Regions from separate parts of the Homo sapiens genome. Here all the other regions are linked to region 1. Evidence: chromatin loops called from intact Hi-C (ENCODE). Cell type or tissue: ascending aorta. All regions are shown on one strand.

Region 1 (8,000 bases):
TAAGTTCAGGTTTTCCATTTAATGCCCTCTTCTATACTCGATTCAAAATTTTAAACATCTGGTTATTTTAAAAGTTCTGGCCAAAAAAAATTTTTCTGAATATATTTCAAATAATGAGCACATTGGCAATAAATGAAAATGGAGCCAAAACTAAACAGTGAACAGGTTTTGAGACATCTAAAAATTAAAATGCTTGAAACTGGGCTGCCTAACAAAATGAATGCCCAACTAATTCAAAAACATTTTTACTTCTAAATAAAAAGAATGAATAATACAATGGCCACATATGCATGTCACTGATGTCTCTGTTTAAGCTACTCAGTGGAACAACTGAACAGAGAAATGGAGATAAAATAAATGTGGCAGGGGAGGACGAAGGATAAAGAACAGATACCAGAATAAAAATGAAATTACAACTGTGAAGAGTGGAGGAGGAAAAAGCAGAACAAAGGAAGAGCTACACCCCTACTCCATGCCCAAGGAATAGGAGTCAAAAAGGGACTCCTCTTGCTGTGTGAGACAGTAAGAGAAGTCCTTGCCAGCGTGAGACAGTAAGGGGCACCTCTAGTTTTCTGGTTTCCATGTCTCCTTCCCAAGAGTAAGTATTCTAGAACTCTGTGTGCTCCTGCCAAGATATCCCAATGACATTCACATCCCTACCACTATGAAAGCTTTAAGACGATCAAAACTAATCTCAAAATCCCTTTATTCATACTTAAATCTGCCACCACATGAAGTTTACAATTTCCAAATCATTCCTTCTCCCAAAACAATGCCGAACATCCTCAATGACTAAAGCCGTTCTACTCACTAGTCAGTTATTAGTCATTAACAAAAGCCCCCTTACCCATTTATCTGCTAAGTGGAGTTTCACTAAAACTTAGCTCTCTTCTGAGGACACTGCTTCCCCTCTATCTCTTTTAGCAGGTGAATTTTTCTCTCCCACTGTCCCTGCGACTCACTGCCAATTCCCATCCACTGGCTGGCCCTCCTCCCCAGTGCCTCCACTCTGAATATCATATTTTCAGGCTATACTAGATAGACTACACTCTTCCTTATTGTAGATATCTTTTTTGTAAGCAAATTCTTCCAGAACCTGATGTAGATATCTAATGACCACAGATGCTCTTCTCATTTTAATTTTAGCTCACTGCCACTCTTTCCAATACTCCTGTCATAATTCTTGGTGACTTCAGTATCCACACAGATGATCCTCTGAACGTACCTTTGGCCTCACAGTTCACTGACCTCCTCTCCTATGGTTCTACACTCTATCCCATCTCAGAAATTCACTGCCAGGATTGTAAACAGGTCATGTGATTACCCAAAGTTGCAATCCCACCACAATCTTACTTTCCAAGCATCCTACTCTTCTACCACCAGCTGCAATCTTTTCATTTTAACCCATTTATGCCTGAGGTTGCAATTTTTTGAATTTTTGCAATCAAACTTTGAGCAGTAGGATATAAATAACTTCCACATGCTTAGCATTCCAATAATGGACCACTAGGCATAAGTTAATCTCTCTAGTAGTCTGAGACTAACAATTCCCTTGGTGTGAAAGTGGCAACGTGCTTATAATGGAAGCATGTCTTAGTTTTTGGAAGTTACATTTTGAAGTGCTTTTTTTTACGTGTCATGGTGCTTGCAACTTTCTATCAAATATTTTAGAAAAAGAGTTGCCTCTACTTACTGTCTCTAATTCTTCTCTTCCCATTCTTCCTTCAAACCATACTACTTTCATCCCCCATCATCCCACAAAAACCATTCAATATCACCAGTGAGCTTCACACTGCTAAATCCAATGGTCATTCTCAGCCTGTATTTTATTGACCCATATTCTCACTGAAATGCCTTCTTTATTGGCAGGCTGAATACCCCGCAATTCTGAATTTCCTCCTGCTTCTCTGATAGCCTCTCCAGCTGCTCGGAATGGTCCAGGCTCATGTCCTCTACCTCTAGATGTTAGAGTGCTCCAAGGATCAGCTTTTGAACCTTTCTTTTTTACCTATATTCACTACCTTGTTGTTCTTATTCACTTTCAGAGATTTATACAATGAAGATTCTCTAATTTATATCTCTACCAGCCCTGTACTCTTAACTGTATAACCAACTGATTCCTTGGCATGTCTATTTAGGTATCAATGGGCATCTTGAACTTAATGTATGAAAAAAAAAATTCTTGATGCTCCCTTGCAAACATGTTCCATCCACAAGCTTCATTATCTGAAAATTACTCCAACAGCCATTTGATTGATCTCCCCAATTTGGTCCTTGCCCCCCACTTTAATCTACTTATCTATAGCAGCAAGAATGATCCTGTTAAATATAAAAGTCAGATTTGACTGCTCCTGAGCTCAAAACTCTCCAGTGGTTTCTCATCTCAGTCACAGAAATTCATGTCTTTATAATGGCCTACAAGGCTTTCATGTCTGGCCCCAAACTACCTCTCTGATCTCAGTTACTTCTGTCCTCCACTGTAGTCATACTGTTCTCCTTGGATTCCTCAAACACAAGAGACAAAGTATAGCTTCAAGGATACTCCTATGCTACTTCCTCTGCTCACACAGTCTTCCTGGGCCAGGCTCACTCCCTGACCTCTACTTTCTTTAGTTCCTGGTCAAATATGTTTCTTATATATCTGTCATCTGTTTAGTTTCTCCTTCACCGGAGTATAAGATCTGTGAGTTCAGGGATTTTTATGTTTTGTTCACACAGTGTATAGAATAATTCCCGGCACAGAGTAGGTATTCAGTAAGTATTTGATGGAGTAAGGAAGAGAAGTTGGGGTTCTGTAGAGTGCTGAGTAGAAAAAAGACCAGCTATCCATTTCACTAATATCTATTAGGCCAGAGATAGCTAAGAAAAACAGGACTTTTACCATAATCAAAAATTTAAGATTATAAACAAACATGCCATTATTTATTTCTGGATGGAATTTCATATATATTGTTTATATTCAGCTTGCATTATCTACAAAAAATATTATGTAGATTAACTGGACTATTAATACAGGGGAAGTTATATAAAGAGTTAAAACTGATTACACTTCATTTATACGTGTATTAGAAATTCCTCAACGAGGTACATTTCTTGATGAAGGCCCAACTGGCTAATTATATGCATCACCTTATCTACTCCTTAGTAAGTTGGCAGGATACCTTTAGCAACGCATTGAGATAGGAAATACAACTTCACATACATCAAAATAATTAAGTATAACTTTCTTTAAAAATTTTATAATTCAACATTTTTACTTATTTATAATCCTAATTAATAAAATTGTATTATTACATTTCCATAGGAACTAAAATATTGATAGAAAGAGTAGCTCATTCCAGTTGTTATGCCCACAAACCTGTTATCAGTTCCCTTAATACTTACCCTTAAGAAATTAAACTCCTCATGTTACTATACTGTATAACCCAATGTAAAAAGGTAGAACGTTTAAATAGTCTAAACTAGAATTTCTTCTGAAAAATCAAACCAAACCACAATAAATGTTAGTGATTAAGAGTACTTATTTTCCTGAAGAGGTTAATATTTTGGAGAGTCAAGCCACAGAACCAATGAATGATACGGTATAATCTCATACTGACCCTCCGTGGTTTACTGAAGCATAACATCAAAAAAGTCCTGAGGTTCAGGGTAACTGTTACAGAAAACACACATTTCTTAAGACATAAATTCACTGAAATACACGTCATGAAAGTACTTTGTAGTTTATAACGTTTGTAAGTATCTCTAAGCAAGAAAGTGGTATTATTAGTTCCAATTTCCATATGAATAAACTGAGGTACAGAAAGATTGCTCAATGATCTTATATGTATAGCACACAGAAAAACCCTTTACACTTGCATGTGCATGCGTGCATGTACATAAGGATTCACAGATAACAATACCTCATTAGGGGCCTTCAAAATATTACAGTTTAAGACCTTTGAAACTCATACATTAAAATATCAATTTTCCCCTATTCAATTAAAAGTAAAAAATATATACCCAATGTTGACGATAATTCCGTGAAACTGACACTCTTACTGATTGTTGAAGGTATTATAAGCTGGTACAACACTTCCAGAAAGCAATTTGGCAATAACTTCAAGACACAAAAAGTATTCATGCCCTTTCTTAGTAACTCTATTTCTGGGAAACTATCCTATGAAAATAATTCAAAATATGGAAAAAGCTATAGGTTATTTATAACATCCCAGATACTTGGCATCTGGGATTTAACATTTGAGGTTTTGACACTGGTAGTTTTAACAGCTTGTGAGAGAACCACAGGTTGATCTACAGCACATGTAGAGTTGCTGTGTGAGCAAGGAAGTCACGTAACTAACTAGTGAGTTAAGCCTGAATGCTAGGCATCAGCTTCTCATTGTGGCCTGGTTGTTCTCTACTAGTCCTGACATGCTTGGAAACATTTCTAGGCTGGGAGAGATGAAAAACACACCTCTGTTTTAAAAGTTTTTAAAATTAAAAGGCCCTAAAAAGGCAAGCCAATTACTTGGCTGCTCATGAAAATGAAGAAATTTAAGAAAAGCTTGTTATTTGTGGGTTTGAGATCTGTCCTATTTTTTTTTCAATGTTATAAGTCCACTGTAGTGAAAGATTAGAAATCTGATTGCATATTCAACAACAGAGAAATGGTAAATTAAACTGTAATCTTCTTAACCAGTGGTTGAATTAGGATAGTGGAATTACAGATGATAATCTTTCATTTTACATTTTCACTTCATAAGGTCAACATTACCCTAATACCAAAAACCAATACGAGGAATGAAAACTACAGATCATATTCCTCTTTGCCACAAGTACAAATATTTTTAATAAAATATTACTAAATTAAGCTGGGAATATATAAAAAGATAAGGTACCATGACCAAGGTGGGGTTTATCTGAGGAAATATAAGCAATGCTTATAACTTCCAGTTACAGATAACAGGTGTAAATACCACTTTTAGGTATTTGCCCTACATTACTATGTTTTGTTTGTTTGTTTGTTTGAGACAGGGTCTCATTCTGTTGCCTAGGCTGGAGTGCAGTGGCATGATCACAGCTAACTGCAGCCTCAACCTCCTTGAGCTCAGGTGATCCTACCACCTCAGCCTCCCCAGTAGCTGGGACTACAGGCGTGTGCCACCATGCCCAGCTAATTTTTGTATTTTTTTGTAGAGATGGAACAGTTTTGCCATGCTACTCGGGCTGGTCTCGAACATCTGAGGCTCAAGTAATCCACCCACCTTGGCCTCTGAAAGTGTTGGGATTACAGGTGTGAGCCCCTGTGCCCGGTTTCATAATTATGTTAATAAAGACACAATCTAGATGTGGTCCACTTAGTGTGGGAACCTGTATCATATATCTGTACCTTACAACTGGCATTATATATTTCTGAAATATTTGCTATAAAACACCTCAATCCAGTTTATTTTAGATCTGCTTTCTCAGACAACTGAACACTTCAATTTAAAAATGTTCATATTAAAATATATTCAATAAGCTCATTCTAAGATTAGAATTAAACTACAATATATTCAACTTAAAAGACAGAATTCAACATTTCTTAGAATCATAAAGTCAAGGGACTCAAGTAAAATATTTCTTAACAGACATCTCTGAGTAGCATAATTATGTAGCCTTATGGTGGAGATTTACTGACACAGAGAGCTCAACCCCTTAAAGCAGCCTTCAGTTCTTCTGCGAGACAATTCTAATAATATAGAGAATTCCTCTTTATATTATTACGTTAAAATCTACCTTCCTTCAACTTTTATCCACTGGCAGTACTGCTAACCTGTGAGGTAATAAAAGAGATTAAGTCTTCATTTACATATTCTGCAAGTATTTAAAAATAGCTGTTAAAATCACTTTTTAGACTTTTCCTCTCCAGGCCAAATCAATTGAGTTCTCCCAACCACTTGTCATATGATACACCAGTAAACTTCATTCGTTCTTACCACCACTTCCTGCAAAAGCCAAACATTTAAAACAAATGGGTTGCAACACAGCACTTCATTCCTGTAGGAATATGCAGCAGACCATCCTAGCAAATTTACTACAATAGCCAGTGTCCATCCTAGCAAATTTACTACAATAGCCAGTCAATCCTCAAATATCAAAATACCCTATTTTTTTCCCAAATAAAAACCCACGCAAACATATGTTTTATTCCCAATACAAAAGCACGCTACTTATAAAAATGGAATTGGTAACAGAACACCTTTAAGTTTTAAGCAATGGTATTCCTACAACTGGTTAGTACTCTTTCTCCTAGTGACTAATATAGGCTAAAGAACTGAACCCTTATCCAAAAATATATCTGGTTTTAAAAGTTATACACATATATAATATAAACAGCAGTAATCTATAAAAACAGTATTGACTGCAGAAGTCCCTGATGATTTGCCCAACAATGTTGAAAAAAATGTGTACAGTAGTCCCCCATTATCTGAGGAGGATACATTCCAGGACCCACAGTGAATGTCTGAAATCATGGATAGTACTGAATCCTATAGCTAGTATGTTTTTTCCTATACATCTACAGCTATGATAAAGTTTAACTTATAAATTAGGCACAGTAAGAGATTAACAACACCAACAATAAAACAGAATAATTACACTGTAATAAAAGTTATATGAATATAATCTCTCTTCCTCTTTCTCTTTCAAAGTATCTTATTGTACTATACTGGGTAACAAACTGCAGAAAGTGAAACCATGAAAAAGGGGCAACTGCTGTTTACTACAGAATGATCCCATTTATCCCAGCTTTTATCTTTGTTTAGCTTTGACATGATTTTAATTAGTTTTGTACTAGTACTATTTTACTCTACTATGCTATATTTCTTTGACTATTCGCAGCAAGATTGAAAATCGAAGACTATGTAATACATATTTTGTGTTAGTGAAACCTCATGAATTAAGGACTAGTGGGGGTTATGGAAGAAAAGGTCACTTAAGAATTAAACATTCAAAAGAAGTGTAATAACTTTAGAACACGTGGTGCCTGGATTCAAGTTTCTATATCTTGAGAATACAGGCTCAAACCTAGGAAAAGCTACTCTGATAAATGGACAGGAAAAATTTATAGTTAGTAAATCAAAGAAACCAATTAAAAATAAGTTGGTAAGAGTCTAAAATGCTAGTCATTAAGTTAGTTAAATGGTGTATGCAAATATGATGTTAAGGTCCTCACCAAAACATTTCCGGCTCCTTCATATTTAAAAGGTACTCAACATGCTGAAATTCGAAAAAGAGAAAACATTTAGTATCTAATTCTTACCTGGAACCCATTTAATTTCCATTTCCATATCATTTTCTTTGCCTTTCTTTTCTTTTTCTTGAATAACCTGCAAGAGCTGCCTGTATTTAGCAATTTGTTCTTCATCATCCTTCTGACTTTTCTTTGTTTTCCCATCTTCTTCTACATTGACTCCATCATCACCTAATGAAAAAAAAATTCACTTAATACACAGAAACAATTCATTTCTAACTCGTGTTCAGATCTTATGGTCACTCTCTTTTAAAAGATGCTGTTAGACCACAGGATATCAAAATCAGACTTAAATTTCTGAATATTAAATGAAAGACTTAGGGTCTCATGTAGAATAAAAATCAGTTGCAATATAAATTTGCACTGTCATAGCAGTATGCTTGGGAATGCCCCTTTTTATTAAAATTTATATTGGATAATAATTCTGCAGTTACATAACATCTTTGGGCTTCTTTTTCCTATAAGCTGCAAGATAATGAAGATGGCATTTTCACCCTCTCTGGGAAGTGAGGAGCGTCTCTGCCTGGCCGCCCATCGTCTGGGATGTGAGGAGCCCCTCTGCCTGGCTGCCCAGTCTGGAAAGTGAGGAGCGTCTCTGCCCGGCCGTCATCCTATCTAGGAAGTGAGGAGCGCCTCTTCCCGGCCGCCATCCCATCTAGGAAGTGAGGAGCATCTCTGCCCGGCCGCCCATCGTCTGAGATGTGGGGAGCGCCTCTGCCCTGCC
Region 2 (8,000 bases), 420 kb before region 1:
TTTTGGGGGTTTTTTTGTGGCTTTTTTTTTTTTTTTCTGTCACTTGCACTGAAAGAGTCCTGGTGACTAATACAAATTCCTCTAACAGGAAATTCCACAGTGCTTTTTTAAGTATTTTTTTAACTTTACTCCCTTCTTTATTTTCCGTGACACTGGTCAGCAAATTTCACAAAGACAAGGACTGTGACCATCTTGCTCACCATGCAATATTCTGTGACCAATACCTATTTTTGAATAAATGACAGGTCTCTGGTTTTCAGTTGGGATTTGTTTGGGTCAGGATGCAAATGGATTAATTGACCCATTTAATATAATGATGCTGGAGCACGTTTTAATGTTCGGTCTCATTGAAGAAATGACCGTAAGTGGTCTGATCCTCAAGTAATTTCCAGTATGACTTCTTTCCTTGGGCCATGGCATGCATTTACTGTGTCCCTGTAGACCACAAAAAGATTTTCCTCCCATGGACAATTTCTGACAATGTTCTTTGTGGTTTTGGAAATAGAGATTACTTACTTCAAAATTGTGTTAACATGAATTTTGTCTATTAAGATCCATACATGTGTGTTGGGCCAACTATGTATGTTGTGGGGCCCAGTGCAAAATGAAAATGTGGGGCCCCTGTCAAAAAGCAGGGGGTAAATGCCATGAAAGGTACTGAAATATAAAGCTGTTTTCTCTCTTCCACAGTCTCCCTCTTGACTTGTCATCATGTTGTTTATTTGCTATTTAATGTTGCTCTAAGTAAACTTAAATTATAATTTTAAGTTCTTAGCATGAATTTTATCATTCATCTTTATATTGTGCAATGCCAGTTTTAAATGCAAATAAAGAGCTTTTAATGTGTGTGAAGAATCACCAAAATTAAAAAATTTGGATCTATAGCTCATACATGTGTATGTATTTAATTCTTACCAGACCAATGAAAATGCTGCACAAAACTAACTTGACTGTTTTTGTTTTACTTATTCATATACTCAACTTCTACCAACATTCCCTAACTGGGGATTAGTGATGAATAAGGAAGGACTGAAAAGAAAAGAAAATATAGATTATCCTACCTTTTCCACTCTATGTCATTTTCAGCATATGTGGTTGGCTAACATAGGCTATGATAAGGTTTTTTGTTCATTCATGATTCATTCAATGCCATTTTCTTCTTTCTGCATTCAAAGCAAATTCTGGTGTGAACGGAAAGTTTGGCCTTTGGGGCTGTCAGGGCTGTTGCTTGATTTGTATGTTGTGGGTATAACATGCTTCGAGTCTTCCTGAACTCCTGTGCATCGCCAGAATTCCGTGCTCATGGGCCATCATAACACTATACGCAAATGTGCAGCAAAGGAGAGCAGACACACAAATTCACATTTTGTACAGAACTCTTCTGCTTATGTGCATGCTCCGTGGCTCCATCAGACTTCACTTACACAATACAACTTAAAATTATTAACAGCAGAACATCCCACCAAGTGTGGGGCCCTTCTGAGCATGGTCCCTGTGCCACTGCCCATGGATCACATGCCCATGCAGCCAGCCTGGCATGTACGTGGAGAAAGTAACAATAAAGTGATTCTGCACTTTTCATTTGTTTTGTTATTCTACCCACACTTGACTCCCTGGGAAATCTGTGGAATCAAGTGTGACATTTTGAGATCATTAACTACTTGACAGGGGAGGAGAGAGAAATTTAAAGCAAATGTGTCAGAAGTCATACCTGATTAAAGATCAATCCAGAACAAAGATAAAGGCACCTTAGAAATTGCAACATCAGTCAAGAGCAAGATGAGATTTGAGCCCAAATATTTTAGGGAAAGGTCAGTTATGTCAAGGAACACAGAGCTGCTCTCTCCAAAGCATATTTAAATAAAAATATTCACGTTTTTTCCACCTGCCACAAACTCTTTACACTGCCTTCTTTTAAAATGATATAGTTGATGTTTCATACCTAAGCTACGATGTTCAAACTTAAACAGCTTGGTGCCACAATGGGGTTGTTGTTCATGTGAAAAATAATGCCTCGTTGTTCTATCAACAAAAAAGTACATATTATAATGAGTTAAATGTAACATGCCCTTTACACAACATAAAAAGTATTTCTTGCTTCGTTTTTATTACTTTTTTATTTTTGAATCTTTTAAAATGCATCACACACTTACTTTCCTCCTCAACAGTATCCAATTTAGCCTTTCGTTGAAGACTAAAGATTGTCAGGTTAAACATCAATTATGATACTTCCAACTGGATTCAACACGTATTTACTCAGGGAGCACTCACAGGGAGGCATTATGCCAAGAGAAATGGCAATGCTATTCAGTGTTTATGATCCCAACTGGAGAGGAAAGGCAGATGCATAATTTCAAAATTCCTGGCAGAACACAGCAAGTTCCATTATATAAACCTAAACAAGTACCATGGGAACACGTAAGGATGGGGGAGGGAGAGTACATCATGGGAATTTGAGTGGGTCTTGAAGGATAACCTGTGATGGTAAGAAAGGGTGTGCCAAGCTATGGAAGTCACAGGTTTGAGGCAGAAATCCATGGGTGTGAAATAGAGCAGGGTGTTTCACTAGAACCACAGGTCATATATTTGGCAATATATAGAACAGTGAGAGAGAGTGGAACTAATATCTACAAACCACAGGGAGCTGTAGAAGGCTTGGTAAGGGAAGATGGCACCTGAATTACACTTTAATGCAATAATGCATTTTGAAATGTGTAGGACTGTTTGAAACTGTCGTAGTATAGAAACTGTTGTACTATTTAATGTGTTCTTTTAACTGGTTATTCTGTCACCTTTCTCTTTTGGTCTGCCAACTATCTCTTCTTAACGCTATCAAGGTATATGACTCTAGTAGCATCTACATCTAACTTTCTACTAAAATTCTGCTTCTAGTCTACTAAAAGCTTGGATACTAAATAACCAAGATTATTAGTATTATATTTAAATAAGTACACATAGGCTATGAGAAATAGACTGAAATTTACTATTTTTCTAGACTGCTTACTATTTCACTTAGTGAAAAACAAGGATTTGCCTAAGACTAAAGCACATGGGTCTAGTATCCAAAAAAGATTAAAATTTCTAAAGGAAACTTCTGGTTAAAAGTAGAATTGACTGTGACTATTTCTTCTTCCTACCCAAATCTCATTAAAATGACAGTCAAATAATTTTAAGAAACAAATTCATAGACAAGGTCAAAAAGAATGAGAGACCATTTGTCATAAATGTTTTCAACACATTTTTGGAAGGTGAGAAATGGATGGAAGAATGGTAATTACCTTGGCAGAATAAAGCAAAGGGAAAACCAAATGCTTTCAGACAAGCAAGAACAGAGCAGCTTCACTCTGCAGGAGCTCTAAATTGCTCAGTGCTTATAAGCAGTGAGTATTTCAAGAGGAAGATGAGAGCAAGGCCCACTGTGGAAAAAGACATTTGTTGAAAGTCTACCACAGCACAGCTGAGCCCATTAAGTCTCCTCTCTCATTGTGTGCATCCACACAACTCTTTACCAGCTTCCTGGAAGAAAGTTGAAGGTTTATTCTTTGGAGTAAATGTATTTGGGGAGCATGACCAGAGAAGAGCATAGATAAAGCAAAGGTGAAGTAAAAGTCTACTATGGACACCCCCCATTCCCTTCCCTATGCTCCTTCCAGAACTCTCCCCTCACCTATGCACACACACACACACACACACACACACACACACACACAAACACACACCCTGGCAGGAGATTTAGATTTCTCTCCAAATAGTACAAAGAAAAGGCCTATAGATAATGACATTTACTTCCTGATAACCCTATGATGAAGTTTGGAGAAAAGCCCCATCCGTGATTTTAGAGTACCCAATCATAGTGTCTTACTCTTGAATATAAACATACCACCAGCGATCTGCAGAGTCTCCAGCATGAATGAATGAAATCAAAAAGAAAAAAAGAGTAAATGTAGGAATTAATAAAAAATGTTAAAAATAGTATTCATGTTCTCAGATAAGAAAAGATATTGTATCATGCTGTTGTGAGTAATGAACACAGAGGAAAAAAAAAGAGCTCTTGAAAATAAAAAAATATAATTACTGAAATACTTTTAAATGTAATAGAAAGTTGACAAGGTTGAAAAAATGTCCAGAGAGAAGAGGCAAACAGCAAAAGCAAAAAGAAACTAAGGAAAACAAATTAGAGGATCAATCCAACCACCTCCAAGAGAAGTTGGAGGCAGACAGAACAGGGAGACAAACAGAGAGAGGAGAGAAAATTGTCAAAGAACTCATGCAAGAAAATTTTCCCGGAACTAAAAGAATAAATTTCCAAACTGAAAGAGTTCTCTGAGAGTCTAAGACAATAAAAGATGAAAAATTTACACCAAGGTGCATCACTGAGAAATCTCAGAACACAGTTAAAAAGAAGATCTTAAACGCTTCCAGGAAGGAAAAAAACACATTACATAGAAAAGAATACAAATCCAAAAGGCTTCTCAATAACAGTAAGTTTCCAGGGGGCCCAAAGGAGAATGAGTTTCAACCAGGGCTGCTTCCTGGGTGTGCTACCACTGACATCACATAGGGCCCCGCATTCAGAAGGGGGCCTCACACTTGGCTTTAATGGTGTGGCTGCCATTTTGAAATTCTTAATACTTTTATCTTTGAATTTGTTTTGTAAGTAAAGACCAATAGCACAGTAGTGCATGCCCTGAGCAGTCTTGGCTCATGCCCCGTCCTGCCCCCTGCCTCCTCTTATCTCCCAGGGATGGGTTCTTGGCTACCTCCTCCCCTAACGCCACCCAGAGATCACTGCTGCCCTGTGCCCGCAGTGGAAGAATTGAGGTTGGGCCAGCACATCCTACACACTTAGCTGCAAGTCAGGACTCTGATGCCTATGAAGGTCTACACTCACCCCTCAAGTATGCCAGAGCCTGAGGCAGTATAACATTAACTAGGAAATTAGACACATCATGAAAGTTTGAGAGAGACCATCCTAGAAAGGAAAAAGCTTTTTTCCTGTTCTTTGTAAAAAAGACTTTTAAGTATTTATTTTGCATTGGGCTCTACAAATTATGTACCCAGCCCTGATGTCAATGTTTTCTGCCTAAAAAGTGAGATTTTTTTTTTGTATCTCAAAAATCTCAACTATGAGTATCACTAAAGATAAAAAGAGCAGGTACTCCTAACATTGGTTGATGTATAACTACACCAGAATGGTTCCAGTGTGAACCCTGGGCCTCCCAGTTGGGGGATTCCCAGTTTCAATGAGTCTCTTCTGAGCCACACTCTGTCTACTGGATTTGAATGCTGGCATCAGGCATCCAGCCAGCAATGATTTCTGATGAAATAAAACAGTTTCAGATAGGACTAGATGTTTCCAAGGGAATCCATGAGAAGATTTCCAGGTTCGATGTTTTTGATGTATGAATAGAGGCACCAGAATTCAGAGGGATTCTGGGGTTTTGTAACCTCAAGTTAAAGCAAAACCATCTCAAGTGGGGTTTGAGACCCTGAAAATGGCTTCCAGGAACGAGGAGGATTTCCTTCTCTGGGGAATTTTAAGAGGAATATTCTGGCTCACCTGGAAGGACACAGTTTTGACCAGAGGCAACAAGGTGGGGAGACCCAGACAGACTCTCTAAGCCCCTCCCATCTTGTGAGTCTCTGATTTTCAGTTTTTTAGACGCCGAGGTCATTGCCAGCTATGAGAAGAGCCAAGTCTAGACCTTGCCCTTTGAAGTAAGCACTGCTACTTGCTTCACACAGCTCCTCATTCCCAAAGCATTTTATTCTTCCCTGACACCTTCCCCCTCACTGCCACCCCCAAATCTCAGACCTCACTGGATATGGTGACCTGACAACTGCCCTTTACATGGGGATTTGTATGGTAAATTGCCACTAAGAGGCCCCTGATCCACACCTTCCTCACCAATTTATGCTGTCGTGGCTTTCAGACAGAAACTGGGGAATTCACATGTGGCAGGCTTGGCGGTTCATCAGACAGGTTCTATTAACTTGGTCACCAGGTGGTAACCATATTATTTCATGCTTCTTGGTAACTTTTGTGCAACACAATTACCTTTGACAGTTCTTGAGTGGGACAGCAATTTTCAGCAAATGTTTTCGGTAACCAGAGGCCAGAAGGAAAGGAAATGTGAGTGCTTCAGTTAAGCTTTGAGTGTGGCTCTGACAGCTCTTCAGCACCTCTGTCGTGTTATAAATAGGAATTTGGTGGAAATTTAGTACACATGGAACTTACAAAAGGGGGTTGAGCAAGGCTGATGATGGCTTCTACTGCATTTAAGAAAGCATTTGTCCTTACGTTACCAGAAAAGGGTCCTGATCGAGACCCCAAGAGAGGGTTCTTGGATCTTGTGCAAAGAAGAATTCGAGGCAAGTACATAAAGTGAGAGCAAGTTTATTAAGAAAGTAAAGGAATAAAAGAATGGCTACTCTGTAGGCAGAGCAGCCCTTAGGGTTGCTGGTTGGCTATTTTTAGAGTTATTTCTTGATTATACATGAAACAAGGGTGGATTATTTGTGAGTTTTCTGAGAAAGAGACAGGCAATTCCTGGAACTGAGGGTTTCTCCCCTTTTTAGACCACATAGGGTAATTTTCTGACCTGCCATGGCATTTGTAAACTGTCATGGTGCTGGTGGGAGTGTAATTAGCATATAATGAGCAGTGAGGAAGACCAGATGTCACTTTCATCGCCATCTTGGTTTTGGTGAGTTTTGGCCAGCTTCTTCACCACATCATTTTCTCAGCAAAGTCTTTATGACCTGTACCTTTTGCCAACCTCCTAGCCCATCCTGTGACTTAGAATGCCTGACCTCCTGGGAATGCAGCCCAGTAGGTCTCAGTCTTATTTTACCAGCCCCTGTTCAAGATGGACTTGCTCTGGTTCAAACGCCTCTGACATACAGTATAATAAGTCCTACCATGATGAAATTCTTCTGAGCTCCAAAATACAGTAGGTTGCAAGGATTTTCTTTCAGTAGGGTTTCATGCTAAAGATGTTTTGACATCCTTCACACCAATTCCTCATTGCAAAGAATGTGACATTCACGTCTTGGACTTGCTTGAATTTACAGTGCCTTCAGCATTCCTTGAAGATATCCAAGAAAGATGCAGTCCACCCTCCAAGTATTGATTTCTAATCTCAGGAAAAAGGTAAGCAGTCATCACAGATGGGCTGTTCCAAATCTGGTCTTACAGAGTAAGCAATTGAATTGCTTCTCCACACTCCTCACCATCACCACCATCACCAATACACCTACACACAAACACACATGCACACACAAATACACACACCCATGCATGCACACATATACATGCAATAGCCACTTTCTAAGCACAAAACAAAATACCTGCAGTCTCTAATCATACATCATAGGAAAGGAAAAGAGCGATTTGCCCACCAAATCATCAGGTATTAAAGGGATTGATCACACACAATTGGTAAATCTGCTGAGTTTAGGACTGGCAGAGTTGAACACGAGGTCACATGGCCACAAATACATCCTGGAGCATATGCTGTGACTTGAATCCCATTGGCCTGGTACACAGCAAAACTTCCCTTTGACACACCCAAGAGAAGAGTCTGGACTTTGCTCCCATTTCATGAACAATGTTTCACAGGCAAGCTTTCTTTTGATCTCCAGTGACTAGACACATGATATCATCAGCTCTAAATCAAGCCACATTTTTACCCTCTGCCTGAAATGGTGAGGACAACGCCAGCTAATCTGTAACATGTTGCAGATAGCAACATCTCCTGGGACCATCATTTTTCACCTTCTTTATTTGTTTAGCAGCCACTTTGTCAATTAAAGCTGGTGATATTTTCCCCAGACTCAGAGAACAGAATTTTGATTATAAACTTTTCCTTCATATCTCATCCTTACCAAAGTTTGACATTTAGCCATTACTGATTTTGAACGAATTTTCTACATGTCTGGGGGCTTTGTTCTTGCCTTACATGTGATTTTTTTTTGTAGACACCAATAATACAAAAAGT
Region 3 (8,000 bases), 130 kb before region 1:
TTATTTTGTAATATAAACTACACAGACTAAAGGTCTATAAAATCACCTGGCCTTGAGCATAAATTAGGAGAGGAAAAGAGAGAGAAGGAAAAGTCATTTATAAATGAATTATTAACATTCCAATTTAGTCAACAAAGAGAAAACTCAAAAACTAAGAACTGTATTCCTAATTAAACTTTTAAGAAGTTTATTCATTGTAAATATTAAAGAGGCTAAGTATACGATTCAAATGTATTAGATTTCTAGGACTATAGTTATATAAAATTTATTTTCAGATGACAGAAAAATTTCACACTTTGAAAAATAAGAAAAAATATAAAATAGCTTCGAGAACTTTTAGCTTTATTATTACAAATTTCAAAAGAACAAAATCCCTGTAACAAAATATTCTTATTTATAGGACTTCATTCATAAGAAAAAGCTTGAATCTCTGATAAAGTATAATCTTCTTTTTAATGTTACGTAAATATCAATGAAAAGAGCAGAGAGAGAGAGACGCATATTTACTTGATATATAATATTCAACTAGATTCTATTTGCATAAAAAGTAATGGAAGGTTTGCCTACAAGACTAGTAAGAATCAAAATAAAAACAAACATTTCTTCTGAGTCCATTCCTGTCCCCACATTAAATATTCAACAATTTAGCAAAACCTCAAAAACCAATGGGAAAAAAGCACAACTGAGTACAAGGGCAAAACTGAACTCTGGAATGACAATGAACTTGCTATGATACAAACTACATGATGAAAAACAGAATGAAAAAGTATAGGAAAGTACCCATTTTAATTTTTTTATTTATTTTTTTCCCTTCATGGAAAAACACATTGACTGCCTTTAAGCTGTTTTCTCTATCCTTCTGTCTACAGAAGTTCAACATCGTTGCAAAGATTAAAAGAGATATGATTGTGTGCCCACAATTACAAAAATACAGACTTTAATCTGGGAAAGTGGGGAAAGAGCTAAGCAACATGTGGAGAAAAACACAAAACAACACAAAACGATCCCCTACAAAAACAAGCAAAATAATTTTGTAGTCCAAACTGGAAGACTGTCCTAGAAATGAAACTTTTAAATGTTGAATTTCAAGGTAAAACTGCTTTCTGTTCAAAACTGCAATGCACAGATCATACACATTGTGTTCATACCTTCTGACAAGCTCGTTTGCATACATGTTTATACTCCTTGGCTTTGGATTCAGAATGATAACCTGCACCTAAAGTAGAAAATAAAATCCAGTTAATTATTAAAATATCAAGAGACCTTGCTTATGTTATATAAATACTCCATATAAACTGATGCTGTCCTAGTAAAAAACAAAACTATTGCCCTAACTGTATGGCGTTTTATGACTTCTTACTCCAGTGTAAGCCTTTTTAATACCATGCCTTATCTCCGTTTTCAAAAGCTCTTTTCCTGCCAAAAGCCCTAAAAATAGCTCATGTCCCCAAAGAGGCTTCACCAAGGTCCCCTCCCCTCTTCTTTTCAAGAACCTCTTTCCAAAATCAGGAGTTCTTTTGATCTGCAGCTAATAACCCAGAAGGTGTCGGGGACAGGGTCCCTCCGGGTTCCTCTCTGCTGACTGTCAGAAAGCCCCTGCCATTTGGGAAGTTACTGTTTCAAATCCAGAATTCATAAGAGTAATTCAGAAAGCTGAATCGCTTCTGAATAACATTTGAAGTTGAGGTGTCTTACATCTCGCATGTCCACAACCACCACCAATTGCACCATTCCTAAACAAACACTTCACATCCTCTCACCCACTAGAATGTAGCTCAGGGTGTCTCTGAAAGCTAAGTGACAGCACATTCATGACTCTCTATGAGAATTCCTGGTGGTCTCTGTCTTTTAATCAAATACCCAAGAACTGTCTCAAGAGAATGGCTCTGAATAAAATGGTTTCCCTACAAGGATACATAACTTGCTTAGTTAGGGACTTAAGAATAATCTAAACAAGAAGGAAACAAAGACAAGAGCCCTTAAACTCTCTTAATTAGGCCTCTCTCTAATCAAAGTTCATTAATGGAGCACTGAACCACCTATCCCTACCCACCCCTAAAGCCCCATAGGGGTCCAATGTATGGAAGGTTAAGAAATACACCTCTAGGCCAAACACAGTGGCTCATGCCTGCAATCCCAGCACTTTGGGAGGCTGAGGCGGGAGGATCACTTGAGGCCAGGTGTTTGAGACCAGCCTGGCCAACATGGAGAAACCCCATCTCTCCTAAAAATACAAAAAAAGTAGCCAAGCATGGTGGCACATGCCTGTAATCCCAGCTACTCAGGGGGCTGGGGCACGGGAATAGCTTGAACCTGGGAGGCAGAGGTTGCAGTGAACCAAGATCATGCCACTGCACTCCAGCCTACGCAACAGAGTGAGACTTTGACTCCAAAAAACAAACAAACAAACACATGTTTTCCATTTTAAAAAAGACAAAAACAGAAAAGCTACATCTCTAGGCCTTAGGATTCCTACAGGTCTGCAGACTCTGACACAAACCTAACCTACCTTTCCTCAAGGTAGAGAAAGCACTCACCCACGAAACTGTCGTACAAGGAGCCAGGAAAGCAGAGATGCCCAAGCCACCAGAATCCACAATACACCCAAATCCTAAACCTGTTTCTCAAGAGAACTCTGAACATTCACAGAGCCTGTGCCAATATTTAATAGGCCTCTCTTCATGGTTCTCTAAGAACAGGTGATCTCAAGTTGGCTGTCTTAGATCTCAGAGGCCACAATCTTTCAGCAGCATTTCCTAAAGCATGGGATACTATTCCAAAAAGATGACTTCAGTGTAAGGGACAAGGGCATTTAATAGCCTTAACATGTAAATCCTTTTGAAATAATAAAAGTCTCAGCAGAGCCCCCCCCCCACCCCGTACATCTTTAATTCCTGGTTAACACTTGCTAATTTCCCTGTTTAACAATGGAAAGGCAGGCTCAGGATCCAAGCCACTGACAAATAGGATCTAGTTAAACTTCAATTACAGTGTTTTGTTTGCACTGTGTTTAAAGTTATTTTCTCTTTATGGCAAGTGATACTGCTATTTCATTTAAGTAACCATAAACTTCATTTTTCAAATGTTAAGATTAAAAAGCGTTTAGTTGTTTGAATATTAGATAAAACAGTATAGGCAGTGGGAAAAATCAAGAATCTACTACATGAATCACAAAAGTTTGGGCAAGTCTACTCTAGTGCTAAAAAAACTGCTCTACACTGGACAAGGATATGAATTTTTGACCCTTAAATGTGCAAGATACACGCTTTTGCATAATCAATCACTCTTTCTAATAATTTAGAAGTGAGGGTCACCCTTAATTCACACAATATCCTATCATAACTCAGAGTTCCTACTCTTCTTGCTGACCCCCAGCACCAACCTTTACCTGAGAGTATGAAATTAAATAATTCAAAGTTAAAACTGTTGAACCAGCTGGGCACGGTGGCTCATGCCTGTAATCCCAACACTTTGGGAGGCCGAGGCGGGTGGATCACCTGAGTCAGGAGTTTGAGAGCAGCCTGGCCAACATGGTGAAACCCCATTTCTACTAAACATACAAAAATTAGCCGGGCATGGTGGCACGTGCCTGTAATCCCAGTTACTCAGGAGGCTGAGGCAGGAGAATTGTGAAGCTTGCAGAGTGAGCCAAGATCACACCACTGCAGCCTGGGCAACAAGAGCGAAACTTAGTCTTAAAAAAAAAAAAAAAAGTTGAGCCATTAAATCATTCTGAGCCTTGAAAGGAATGTGGCTATGCACCCTGAGTCACACAACATGCAGCTGCAACTTTTGCCTTTTTCCTGTAAATAATTAGGAAGACCAAACAACACCAGAGATAAGACCCTCTCAGATCACTGCCCCTTCTCACAAAGTAAAAAGTAATCTTCCTTAGGATGTAGCAATCTATAACCAATCAAATTGCTGTAACTTATGCACTGGTCTCCTACGGAAAATGTTACCATCCTGCTAAAATTTTTCTATCTCTACCTACATAAATGAAAACTTAACTTCTCCACTTTGGAACACAGACCCCATTTGTTTGGAGTCAGTGTTTCCCAGGTGGACATCCTCAAGCTTTGTGCATGAATAAGCTCTACCTTTAATCATAGCTTCTGAATTCCATTATTTAAGGTTGGCAGAGCCATTATCATCTAGTCTGTGTCTAAGACAGGAGGGACAGGGTCATAATAGTTATAGAAAGTAAGGCTTTCCAACTAATTGAAGCTTTATGTTATTGCTTGTTACAACTTTCAGACCTTTCTTTTACACTTTCCAAACACTCACTCTGAATACGGTAACTCACTGGTATCATGGAAGATAATGGAAGATGTACCATCAACATAGTGTAGTGGAAAGAACACAGACTAGGAGTCTGAAGGCAGAAGCTCTAGTCCCAGGTCTACTTTTAACTGGATTATTTCTGTAAATTTACCTCACCTCCTTGTAAAAGCACCTGTGAGAAAATGGGATTAAACCTGGTTTCTGGTTTTTTGGATTTGTTTAGATACTCTGGATTAGATTCACATAAGGCTTCTCGGGTTGTCCAGTCTAGATATGGCCAAACGTTAATGGCCAGGCAGGACACCAGTCTCACAAGAAGAAACATTTCTACTCCTCATTCCATATCAAAGTTAATCCTGCTGTCATCTTGCTTGACTACCCAGGGAAAGTTAAAAGGAAACCCAGACATTCTTTCTCTCTTCATGGAGGTCATGGAAAGTAGACTCTGAATACAAGAAAATAAAAATGGCCAAAGGAAAAAGAGCCTGCTGAGGAAACCTGGGCAGAGCAGCACTGTTCTGCAACCCAAGACCTTTTAAAGATGGGAGGCCCAGGGGATGAACTCCACTGTGTCTGTCCTCATGGTCCTCTGAAGTAGAAAGATCACAGGCTGACACAGCATCAAAAGCACTAGACTGAGACATAAGGGCCTACTTAGGTGTTTCTTACACTGGCTCTAGCACCAACCACCAGTGTCTGAAGTCTCTTAAGTCACTTAATCTCTCTGGTCTTAAGGTTCCTCACTTAAAATATTAAGAGGGTGGGCCGGGTGTGGTGGCTTACGCCTGTAATCCCAGCACTTTGGGAGGCCAAGGCAGGTGGATCACCCGAGGTCAGGAGTTTGAGACCCACCTGGCCAATATGGTGAAACCCCATCTACTAAAAATACAAAAATTAGCCAGACGTGATGGTGGACGTCTGTAATCCCAGCTACTCAAGAGGCTGAGGCAGGTGAATTGCTTGAACTTGGGAGGTGGAGGCTGCAGTGAGCCAAGATCACACCATTGCATTCCAACCTGGGCGACAAGAGTAAAACTCCATCTCAAAAAAAAAAAAAAAAAAGAAGGTGAACCAGCTCAAAGATTGTGTAATAATTATGCCCTAAGATACCCACAGTCTCACATGGGAATCAATACAATTTTTTCAGCAATATTTTATTTTATTTTATTGAGATGGTGTCTCGGTTTGTTGCCCAGGCTGGAGCGCAGTGGCATGATGTCGGCTCACTGCAACCTCCACCTCCTGGGTTCAAGCAATTCTCCTGCCTCAGCCTCCCACAGCAACATTATTTTTAAAAAACATAAACCAGAGTTCAAAAATTACTTTGTCTGGTTTTAATACTACCTAACCTAAATACATCTATTACATAGAGTTAAAGTAAATAATAGGTTAGGGAAGTGAAAACCTAGGAAGAGCTGCCATTCTAAGATCTTCTAACTGGGGAGTAAAGAGGGAGGTCCTCACTATATCCAAGTCAAACAATCGCTTTGCTTCCAATTCCTCTCTGGCAGTTTTGCCTCCTCCAAGTGTGAAATGTGATTCTCAGTGTACTTCAAGGCAGAAAAAGAAAAATCAACATTATTGGCATCTTCCAAGCCATCCACAAAGCTTACCTGCATGCACCAACACAAAGCCTCCTCGTTTCTCTTTATAGGACTGCTTTGTTTCCAACTCTTTGGCTGTTATTTTACCAGCCGAAACCTGAGATGATCTGGAAGGCAGCCCTTCTCCAGAACTCATCCCCTTCTCCATGGTCATTCTCCAAGATTACCATCTTCTACTGAGAAAGGGGCATACTTCCATCCAAAAGTAATTGCAGGAGAGGAATTACCCTAAAGGAAAACAGGCAAAGATGGTATACATTTCTTTCCACCAACACATAAGTTACTTACACAAATTCATGCAAAGATAATGTTCAAAAATCCTATTTTTAAGTTATTTAATTGAGCAATACAAAAAAGGTATCAAAGCTATTTATTAAAATTATTTTTTCTTATTCCCATTGAAGTCGGATAAAATTATTTAATTGGGTAATATAAAAAGGTTAGAATTTAAATCTCTCTGTCCACTGATAGTACCTGCTTAGGGGCGAGCGCAGTGGCTTACACCTGTAATCCCAGCACTTTGGGAGGCTGAGGCGGGTGGATCACCTGAGGTCAGGAGTTCGAGACCAGCCTGACCAACATGGTGAAACCTCATCTCTACTAAAAATACAAAAAATTTAGCTGGTGTGGTGGCACACACCTGTAATCCCAGCTACGCAGGAGGCTGAGGCAGAAGAATCACTGAACTCAGGAGGCAGAAGTTGCAGTGAGCCGAGATCGCACCACTACACTCCAGCCTGGGCAACAAAGTAAGCTCTGTCTCAAAAAAAAAAAAAAAAAAAAAAAGGAGTCTCAAAAAGAAAAAAGAAAAGAAAAGAAACATAAAGAAGTTACTTAGCTGCCTATTCCAAAATAAAAAAAAGCAGGTTACTCAGAACACACTCTACATCCCAGTGTTTATTACCAGCCCACAAGAGAGTATTATTTTATTCATGTTAGTTGCTTTATAAGCACATTTTCAATAATCAATATGTGTAGTTTTCACAATTCTTTTCTAGTTCCTCATGTTATTTTTTAAAACAATTTTATCTGCTAAATCAAGCAAAAATTTGAGCTTTTATTTTTAAGTTTCAAATTTGTTTGAATGTTTGGTTTTGGGTGGTATTTGGGGAGTTTTTTATTTGTATTTTACATAAGTATTGACCCACAATGGATTGAAAATTTTTGAAAGCTGGTCTTTTATAACAGAGATAGTCTGACAAGCACTGTTATCTGGCATTTTTAAATTCCCTTAATTCTTGGTTTAAGAGTCTATTTAATTTTTATTATATAACATTTTATTTATAAGACAAATCATTTAAAATCAATTATATATACACATCGTTGCATTCAAATATTTATACAGATTCACAAATGCAGGAAAAAATTTTTACTACAAAAGTGCTGATTTTTAATTGAGTAACAGTAAATTTAAATGCCTGGTTTTGTTTTTGTTTTGTGGTGGTGTGTTTTGTCTTCCTAACCATGTTTTTCTTCCAAAGATTTCACAAGAATCTGCCTCAATTACCTTTATTTTCTTTTGGTTATTTCTCACAATATTTCTCTGAAATAGGCTATCATTTAGCCATGTATGACTTGACAAAGTTGATTTAGTGGTTCATCTGTCAGCCTATAATGCCATCATGTCTGTATCATGCCATGATATTTGGCCCAGCCATGAAATGAGCTTGGGACCATTAGTCTAGAAGCATAAACATAGATTGAAAACTCAGGCTTTGGAAAATTACGAGCTTCAGCTAAAACGAAAACACATCTAAGCAGTATGGACTATGAAACCTCAAGCAACTTTGAATCACTGTCATCTGAGATATTTTTTCATAACTAAGAAATTATAATATTTATATTTTGTAAGAAAATACTGGCCAGGCGCGGTGGCTCACGCCTGTAATCTAGCACTTCGGGAGGCCAAGGCGGGTGGATCACAAGGTCAGGAGTTCAAGACCAGCCTGGCCAACATGGTGAAACCCTGTCTCTATTAATTAGCCAGGCATGGTGGTGGGTGCCTGTAATCCCAGCTACTTGGGAGGCTGAGGCAGAGAATTCCTTGAACCCAGGAGGTGGAGGTTGCCTTGAGCTGCGATCGCGCCACTGCACTCCAGCCTGGGCGACGGA
Region 4 (8,000 bases), 210 kb before region 1:
CCATAGGCTGGCTTGTTACAGGATCTTTATTGGCTTATCTTGCCCCTCATGCATCTATAAGCAACAAAGTATCATAAAATTAATATTCTTTAATTGAATCTCATCAATAACTCAAACTTTGTTCCTTCTGAAACTGCATCTTGCTCAATTTGGACATGTGATCCAAACTCAGCTTATCTAAAGCAGTTTTCTATTACCTAACATTTCTGATTATTTCATATTTAGATCTTCCCTAATGTACCATTTTGCACATCACTCTTAAATGAGTTTGTTCCCAAAAGCACATCCTTTAACAACTGCCGTGAAATATTTGGCTGGTCCCCATAATAACCAAACCAAAATCCACACCCATTTCTCGTAATATGGGAGTAATCCTTATTTCTGGAAGTTTTGCGTGCCCTTTAGTCTATTGTTCAAAACAAACTTCTAAGACTAAAACCATCGAACATTAAGCCTCTCACTTTATCTGTAAAAAAATTGTATTTCTTGATATTGGTCCCATATTGCTATATTCAGTGTTTCCTTTTTGAAAAAATTCTTTACTGCCCTCCCATCCTATGAGGTCATTTGGTACTGGATCACACTTTTCTCATTTTTTACTAATTCAGTTCTATTTTACTCCAAAGTTTCTTGATTTCCTAAAAGTGAGAACAAGCAATGCCCATACTACACTTTAGCTCTAACTTTGTTTTTCCCACTGGAGAGCTGGTCATCCTTCACTGTAATCAGTCACCACTGTCTGGGAAATATATTCAAGAGAGAAGAAGAGAACCAAGATCATTTGGTAGTTTTACTTCATAGAGGCATGTGTATCATAGTATTAATACTTCAAAGACAGAAACAACACAACATGCTACTAACATACCGACTAATAGGATATGAATTCATTACTGGGCAGATTTAAAAATACAAAGCTAGACAAGCTAAGACCTTGCTAATTATTAATAAATAGCAAAGAAATCTCCTTTATAAATGCAGGCAACCTTTTCCAATTTAGTTGTCCAATTTGGCTCTTTCCAAAAACACCTAGCTATGGTCTGGACCTCTGGTCTTTCTTTCATTTTAGGGCACATATTTATCTTCTCTGGATAAAATTACACTTTCTCTTTTAAATACGAGAGCTCTGCCAGCCTTTAAACTGAGTCTTATAGCAGTGGGGAGTAACAGATAAAGGACTGGAAGGTAACATGGACAATCTGGATTCTATTCCTGTCAATGAAACACCATAACAGTTGGGATGGGCCACTTAACTTGGATTTAAATTCAACCCTTTCCAGACTGTAGAAAAATATTTAATGTTGACTTAATACAGTAATAAGTTACCTTATTTAACATGAGATTTTTTAAGTACAGCGTATCTATGCATATCACCAAATGGCCATATAATTATGAATATACCCACAAAAATAGAAACTGTTATTCAAAATCATAAATACATGACGATTAAAGATAAGCATATTGAAAAGCAAAAAGAAAGAAATAGTACCTATATACTCTTTATCCTTTCGTTCCTCAATAGATCTTATTAGAAAGTAAAGAACTGAGAGAGTAGGAAAGGAGTTAAGTATATTCTAGGATATAAAATATAACCTAAATTATGATAGTGCCATATCCTAGAAAATCGAATGTCATTCAAATTAATCTCAGTGATGTTTTCAGAGACTCTAAATACCCAAAGCCTGTGTTTAGTTCAAATAGCCACAAGGATGGGCCATTCATACATATTTCAAAATATTCCCCTCATTTGGTCAGAAGTACGATAATACAAATAAAAGTAGCATGATATTCAGGGGGACTCTAGCTATGGTCATAATTCCTCTATGGCCTATTTTACTTTGCTAAATTCTGCAGACAGTTTAACTTTATCAACTGACATTCCCCCACCAGGAATTACAAGCTGCAAAAACCAGCGTTTGGTTTGACCAGCAAAGTGTAGTTTGGTGTTACACATTTTTTTTTAAAATATCTTACAATGGAACACACATGGCCAGTCAGCCCCACTCTCTTCTACTTGTCTACCTCTCTAGACCTGTCTCACACATTTAGGCTGCCTACCTGCCTGGCACCCCTGGCTTCTGAGTTTGAAACCACTGTCCTGCAGAAAACCTACGGTGCAACCAAACTCATCCATTTGCAGGCCTCTGAACCCAGGACTTTTATCTTTCTTTCTACCCAGACATATAAGTCTGACCCTTTATCCAACATCCAGCTTAAATTCCTCCAATTCCATTAAGACTGCCATGTGAAACTTAGCAGAGCTTAGAGTGATTTCTCCATCCAGTTAATTCCTGTGGCTCTCACTGATGATTTTGTTCTTCTAACACATACCAAATGGCATGATTTCTTTTTATTGTTTAATTCCTTCGGATCAAATACATAAAGGGCAGGGACTAGGTGCCATATCCTCTATTCATTCTCTAAGATCTATTTAAAAGCCTGTACATAAATAGCATTCAATAAATGTTTGCTGGTGATAATGTTGAGGCCAAAGGTTAAAAAAAAAAGGACTGGAAAAGAAAAATTAAAGACTGCAAGAAGCCATGACTTCTGGTGGAAAAAACACCAATCAAAGCCCATGCACTTCTCCAAATGACTAGCTGGTAGTTCCTCAAGCTACACAAACTGATGAAGCAGTGAAAATAGAGCACTGCCTGTTTCTTGGGCTAATAATCCAAAAAGGATATTTTACAAACCTCAACACTTCTTCACAGAAAAGACAACAATGCTTACAAAATAAAAATGCTCTTAGCACAGCCAAAAAAAGGCACAATCACAAGCTTCATAAACTTGTCTGAGCTCACAAGGCAATTCATATTTCCATTCTGTAAGTCCCCTAGCCCCCCTGGAAAATCACACATCCAAAATAAACATGTGCTACAAAATAGATAGGAATTCTTGTGATGAGGGTCCATTCCTTTTCTTGGCGGTGTGGGGAAGACATGGTCTAGAAGTTCATTTGTAAACAGGCAGTTTTACCTGCATTAACAGGAAAGGCACTTGGTCAAGTTTCTCTAGATGAGCACGCCCCCTTGTGGGCACTTCCTGACTCACCTCTTTGGAATGGCCAGTGGAGATTGTGGGCTGTTTCAAGCTATTATTTTTCAACATTCATTTCCCTCCCTTACTTACATATTATCTTACATCTCTATAATGTTGAGTGAGCATAATAATATTATTTGGTAATACTTCAGATAACCTATCCCTTTTATTTCCCCAAATACAAGCTTATTGTTAAAACAAGCTTAGTTTTTAGACTAATGCATGTTTGAAGCCCTTAAATAAAAGATTTTAAACCTATTGGAAGACTGCAAAATTTACTATTAAGAGGAAATATCATTATATGGGTTTTCTCTTTCAAAATTAATATTCAAATCATCAGCTGTAGATGCTTAAATTAGTAATGTCAACTGAGTAAAGGCACTATTTCTAGAGACTGTGATAAGGATAAAGTAACAAAATGCTCACGCTTCTATGGACATACACAAACAAAATAACCACATACACCAACCTCAAAATGGCAAATGTGTAAAGCAGATAATTCAATTCAATTAACACTTATTAAGTACCTGTCATCTGTGCCAACTAGAAGAAAGAAATTTGATCTGCATGGCATTGGAGCTAGCTCATAAAGGAAGAGTTGAATTAGAATTTTCAGGAAGCAAAGAAGTAGTTAATATTCCATTATTAATTACTGCTTATCCCATTAAGGGAAGGAATATGAACAAAAACTTGGATTTGAGAACTCTCAGCAAATAAAACTGAAAAGAGAAATATATTTGGTGAGAAAAAAAGGTAATTCCAGAAGGAAGATAATGGAAAAGTAGCTTGTAGCTAGGTTTCAAGAGGGTTTATAAAATTCAGCTTAAAAGTTTGGGTTTTAACCCACAGACAGTAAAGATTCTATTAAAGTTTCTTCCAGGAGAGAGACAAAACCAATGCAGGTATTTTTAGGGAAATGTATCTTCTGATAGCACACAGAATTAAAACGGAATAGAGCAGGACTAGAGGCAAAGAAGCCAGGCATGAAGATACTGCAACAGTCCAGCCACTGAGGGTGAAAAGACAAAGGCTCACTGGTAGTATGTCTACTAAAAAGAAACAAGAAAAAAAAAAGTAGTGCATGTATTCATTAAATGTTTATTGAGCATTTATTATATGTCAAGCTGAGAAACCATGGTAAATAAGACATACAATAGCTGTCCTCCTGGAACCTCATTCTACTGGAAGATAAAGACATCAAATAACCACACTAATAATGACAGAGAGACAATTGGAGCAGCACAATAGCTTAAAGAGAGAGAAGAAGGAAGGAGACAGGCAACATTCCCTGGATCTGGAATCACAGGTGTGAAGACCTTGACACAGGAAGAATCTTGACAATGTGACCCGGAGTGAGATGGCAAAAGATTGGAAAGACAGACAGCCATGTCTGCTCCCATAGGGTCCTGGGGACTCTGTTGGGGAGCCTATACTTTATTCTTAAGAGCAGCTGGAAGTGAGTTAAGGGTTCAAGCAGGAGCATGACAAAATCAAACTGTACTTTTAGAAAACTTCAAGAATGCTGGGCAGAGAAATGACTGAAAGGGCAGGGCAGTTGTGGGCAGATAGGTAGGAAGCTAGTGCAATCATCCAGGAGAGTGAGTGGAGCATGATTCTAAACATGCTGAGTTAGACTGTGATGGGTCAAACAAGTGAAAATGTGTAATAGGCAGGAGAAAACAGGCAACTGGAACAGGTTGGGACATAAAAAAAAGGAAATGGAAAAATACATATAGATTCATCCATTCAAATAAACCTTCATTAAATAGCTGCTAATGTGTCAGGTCCTCTGCTGGGCAGGGGAAAATAAAGAGCAAGGAGCCTGACTTGAGAGAACTGGCTGCCTGGTGAAGGTTTGACTGTGAACAATGAAAGTGACCCTGAGGCAAATCCTGGAAGCAAAGAGGAAGAGCTGCAACTCCAAGAAGGGAGTTCTAGACTACCTGGAGGAAAACTAAATGAGTGATGCTGGACATGAAGTCATTAACTGAATTCAATCATATAATCCCAGTTCATCTAAAATGTTCCATGTTTATTTATGCAATGGGTGCTTTTCTAAGCCCACTGTGACATATTAGGAAGAACAAGCAATGATCTCAAATACCGGCCCAATAGCTTACCCATTCCTGCAGATTATGATTCGGTATGTTTAAAGCAGAACCTAAGAATCTGTAGTTTTAAAAGTCCCCAGATGAATCTAATGATCAGCCAGGTTTAGGATCCACTAGAATAAAGAATTCCTTAATAAGAGAATCAAGGAAGTTTGGACATACTCCATGTTGACAATGAATATGTATTAAGAGTATTACACCAAGCTAAAAAAGACCATGGTAATTACCTAGTTCAACATGCTGACTTAACTGCTGAGGAAACTAAAGTCTAGAGAGGTTCCATGTTTGCCCAAAGTCTCTGGACTGGCTTATAATAGATCTAGATACAACTCTTGACCCTTTATACACTGTCTCTCACCTTACCCTATTCCCTCCACTCCTCAAGTAATTCCAGTCTCAAGTCTTGAATTTCAAATAGTTCCTGGGACCCGACTATGTATTTAAAATATTCTAAGCTGATTAGAGAAGACACAGCTGAACCAAGGCTTTAAAAAGTTACAGATAATTTTCCATCAACCTAATTAAGCACTGGTTATTTCTTGTCTTGTGATCTTAAAATACCCTTGTACTTGTAATAGGTGTGTGTGTGTGTGTATGTGTGTGTGTGTACACACACATTTGGTTTTTTTAATGCACTCATTTATTCTGCTGTCTTATTAGCTATACATGTGTCAGCATCACCATGTCTATGATAGGGCAAATCAGGTCATTGGTGTATGGTGATAGCATATGATATCACATGGAGACATATTTAAACTTGGAATGTGATGTTCTTAACACCAGCATCTAAGCCAATTTCCAGATATGAAGGCTTCTATCTGTAGTCCCAGTGAGATTCCATTCACTGGAGATATTTCCTGATAGGAAAGCTACAAGGTGGTGACTTGATATTATACACAAGATCAGCTGGGACTATTCCAATGATAACATTAAGAAATGTTCCTTTTTTCCCTCTCCATTGATTCCGTTAAATACTACAAATTTTAAGTCTCTACAGAGCTATTAAATACTCAAAATTTAGGAAGAATTTACAAGGCCGACAATATCTGATGTCAACTTATAACAAATATTCTGACAAACCACAGGTTACTTCCGTTACAAAACAAAAACAGTAGTTAAGATTTCTTAACATTGCCTTCTTGCCTCAATTTCATCTTACTTATAACTTTAAGACTTCATATAGATTTAAGGTATAGCTTGGTGTGGATTTAAGGACGACCTGGGAAGAAACTCAATCTCCTAGGTATTGAATCTTTATATGCTAAGTTAGAAGCTTTTCCTAAATATGGAATATATACACATACACACACACACACACACACACACACACACACACACACAGAGACACTGCAATTGTCCAGTCATCAAAGGTCGAAAGTTTTAGACTCAGATATTGATGATTGGCATAAAGTACTATAAGCTATAAACATTTAGAAGATCCTCATATACTGAAAACAAATGCCAATCATCAGGCTTTATAACCTAAATAAATGTATGGGATGGGGGTGATCCAATAAGACATTAATTAAGTTACTGACCTATCTACTGATTTACATGTAAAATCTGTAGGCTCATCCAGTAATCAAGATAGTCTTATGTGAGGCAAATGTAATTTTCAGTATATTACCTACAACTAAAAAAAAAATTTCAAATACCAGACAATCATTTCACAGAATGAGTTTTCGGTTTTATTTTTAAAAAATACATAAAGTAATCTCTTTATGTAAAAGATAAGTCAAAGAAGTTTCCTACTTTGGTTTACTCATATATTCATATACTAATCAACTTCTTGAGCAATATGACAAAACTCCAGACCATGCAAAGTCAATTTCTAGAGAAGACTAATTACTCCTTTTCCTGCACTCTTAATACTCTAAGAGTCCCTTCCAGTCACATCCAGGGCTGGCTGTTTGAAACTTATATTTATGGAATCTAGATTATGCCATGCATTCACTCAGTTTGTTTTTCCAGTGTCAGGGTCTCCTCTTCTGGCAAGCACAGACAAGTACAAATGGAACAATCTGAGGAAAACATGTTGTTTTTTGTGCATTTATTTTCTTTGATCTTAGCCTACCTCTCACCCAAAAACTACAATGATTTAGTATGATACAGTTAAGCATTTACATAATAATTTCAAGATGGTGGATAAAAGGGAAAAATGTTACCCACAATATACTTCAAAAGAATAGAATATATTTATATGAAGGGTACAAAGCAAGGCCCAACATTTCCTTTCTGAAACATGTGGCCAATTTGATGTCCCTATGTGGTGGCTAAAGAATACAAAATTAAAAGTTGTAGCATCTCTTTAGAGTGGTTTTGAACACACAACATTGTATGAAAGCACCAAAATCATTGCAAAATTTTTTAACTTGTTTATTAAAAATCAAAGAAGGAAAGATATTCATTCACACAATGGAAAATGTCTGATTAACTTTCATTTCACTATCCCATGTAAGTACTGCTTTACCTAAACACCAATGAAATTAATTAAAAACTTAAATTACTTTGTAAAAGTCATGGGAGGAGGCAAATAATTATGTACATTCAACTGTAAAATCTGTTATTAAAGAAAAAGAGATGGAAACTATTTCAACAATATGCTTGTGAAAAATGAAGAGAAAGGAAAAAAAAGGCTTGAAACATCAAAAATGTTGAGATCAAACAATACCCCCAACCTCTTTTAATACTCTAAGAGTCCCTTCCAGTCATATCCAGGGCTGGCTGTTTGAAACTGATATTTATGAAATCTAGATTATGCCATGCATTCAATCAGTTTGTTTTCCCAATACGAGGGTCTCCTCTTTTAGCAAGTAACTCTCAGTCATGTAGCAACCCAGTCAGTCCTGT

Evidence for each region. Hi-C counts contacts between places; a loop is a spot of excess contacts. Peaks named below come from ENCODE experiments on the same cell type or tissue, not always from the same donor. Only the 100,000 strongest peaks of a DNase experiment are listed, where the experiment ranks them.
Region 2: a loop joins it to region 1, with 2.3 times the contacts of the local background. A loop is called at or near these places in 4 of 110 quality-filtered maps.
Region 3: a loop joins it to region 1, with 2.3 times the contacts of the local background. A loop is called at or near these places in 4 of 110 quality-filtered maps.
Region 4: a loop joins it to region 1, with 2.9 times the contacts of the local background. A loop is called at or near these places in 6 of 110 quality-filtered maps.

Annotation. Positions count from the first base shown.
Region 1 is chr20:13,752,407-13,760,406 of GRCh38, forward strand. It overlaps ESF1 (ESF1 nucleolar pre-rRNA processing protein), which reads right to left. Exons shown (of 14, transcript NM_001276380.2): 9 at 7,286-7,447. Among named protein-coding and RNA genes, the nearest start is that of ESF1, 29 kb to the right of the region's middle. In ascending aorta, a CTCF peak has its summit at 3,606; no DNase peak of the experiment used is centred here; H3K27ac peaks cover 3,482 bases.
Region 2 is chr20:13,331,653-13,339,652 of GRCh38, forward strand. It overlaps LOC124904872 (a long non-coding RNA gene), which reads left to right and starts at 6,089. Exons shown (of 3, transcript XR_007067535.1): 1 at 6,089-7,153. It also overlaps a transcript of TASP1 not described here. In ascending aorta, no CTCF peak of the experiment used is centred here; no DNase peak of the experiment used is centred here.
Region 3 is chr20:13,624,037-13,632,036 of GRCh38, forward strand. TASP1 (taspase 1) reads right to left here. Exons shown (of 14, transcript NM_017714.3): 2 at 5,898-6,116; 3 at 1,149-1,216. The coding sequence starts at 6,042. Among named protein-coding and RNA genes, the nearest start is that of TASP1, 11 kb to the right of the region's middle. RefSeq lists a silencer at 2,766-3,060. In ascending aorta, no CTCF peak of the experiment used is centred here; a DNase peak (open chromatin) is centred at 3,587; H3K27ac peaks cover 2,963 bases.
Region 4 is chr20:13,543,696-13,551,695 of GRCh38, forward strand. All of the region lies in intron 8 of TASP1 (taspase 1), which reads right to left. Among named protein-coding and RNA genes, the nearest start is that of TASP1, 91 kb to the right of the region's middle. RefSeq lists a silencer at 5,827-6,121. In ascending aorta, a CTCF peak has its summit at 3,035 (motif pointing left); a DNase peak (open chromatin) is centred at 3,036.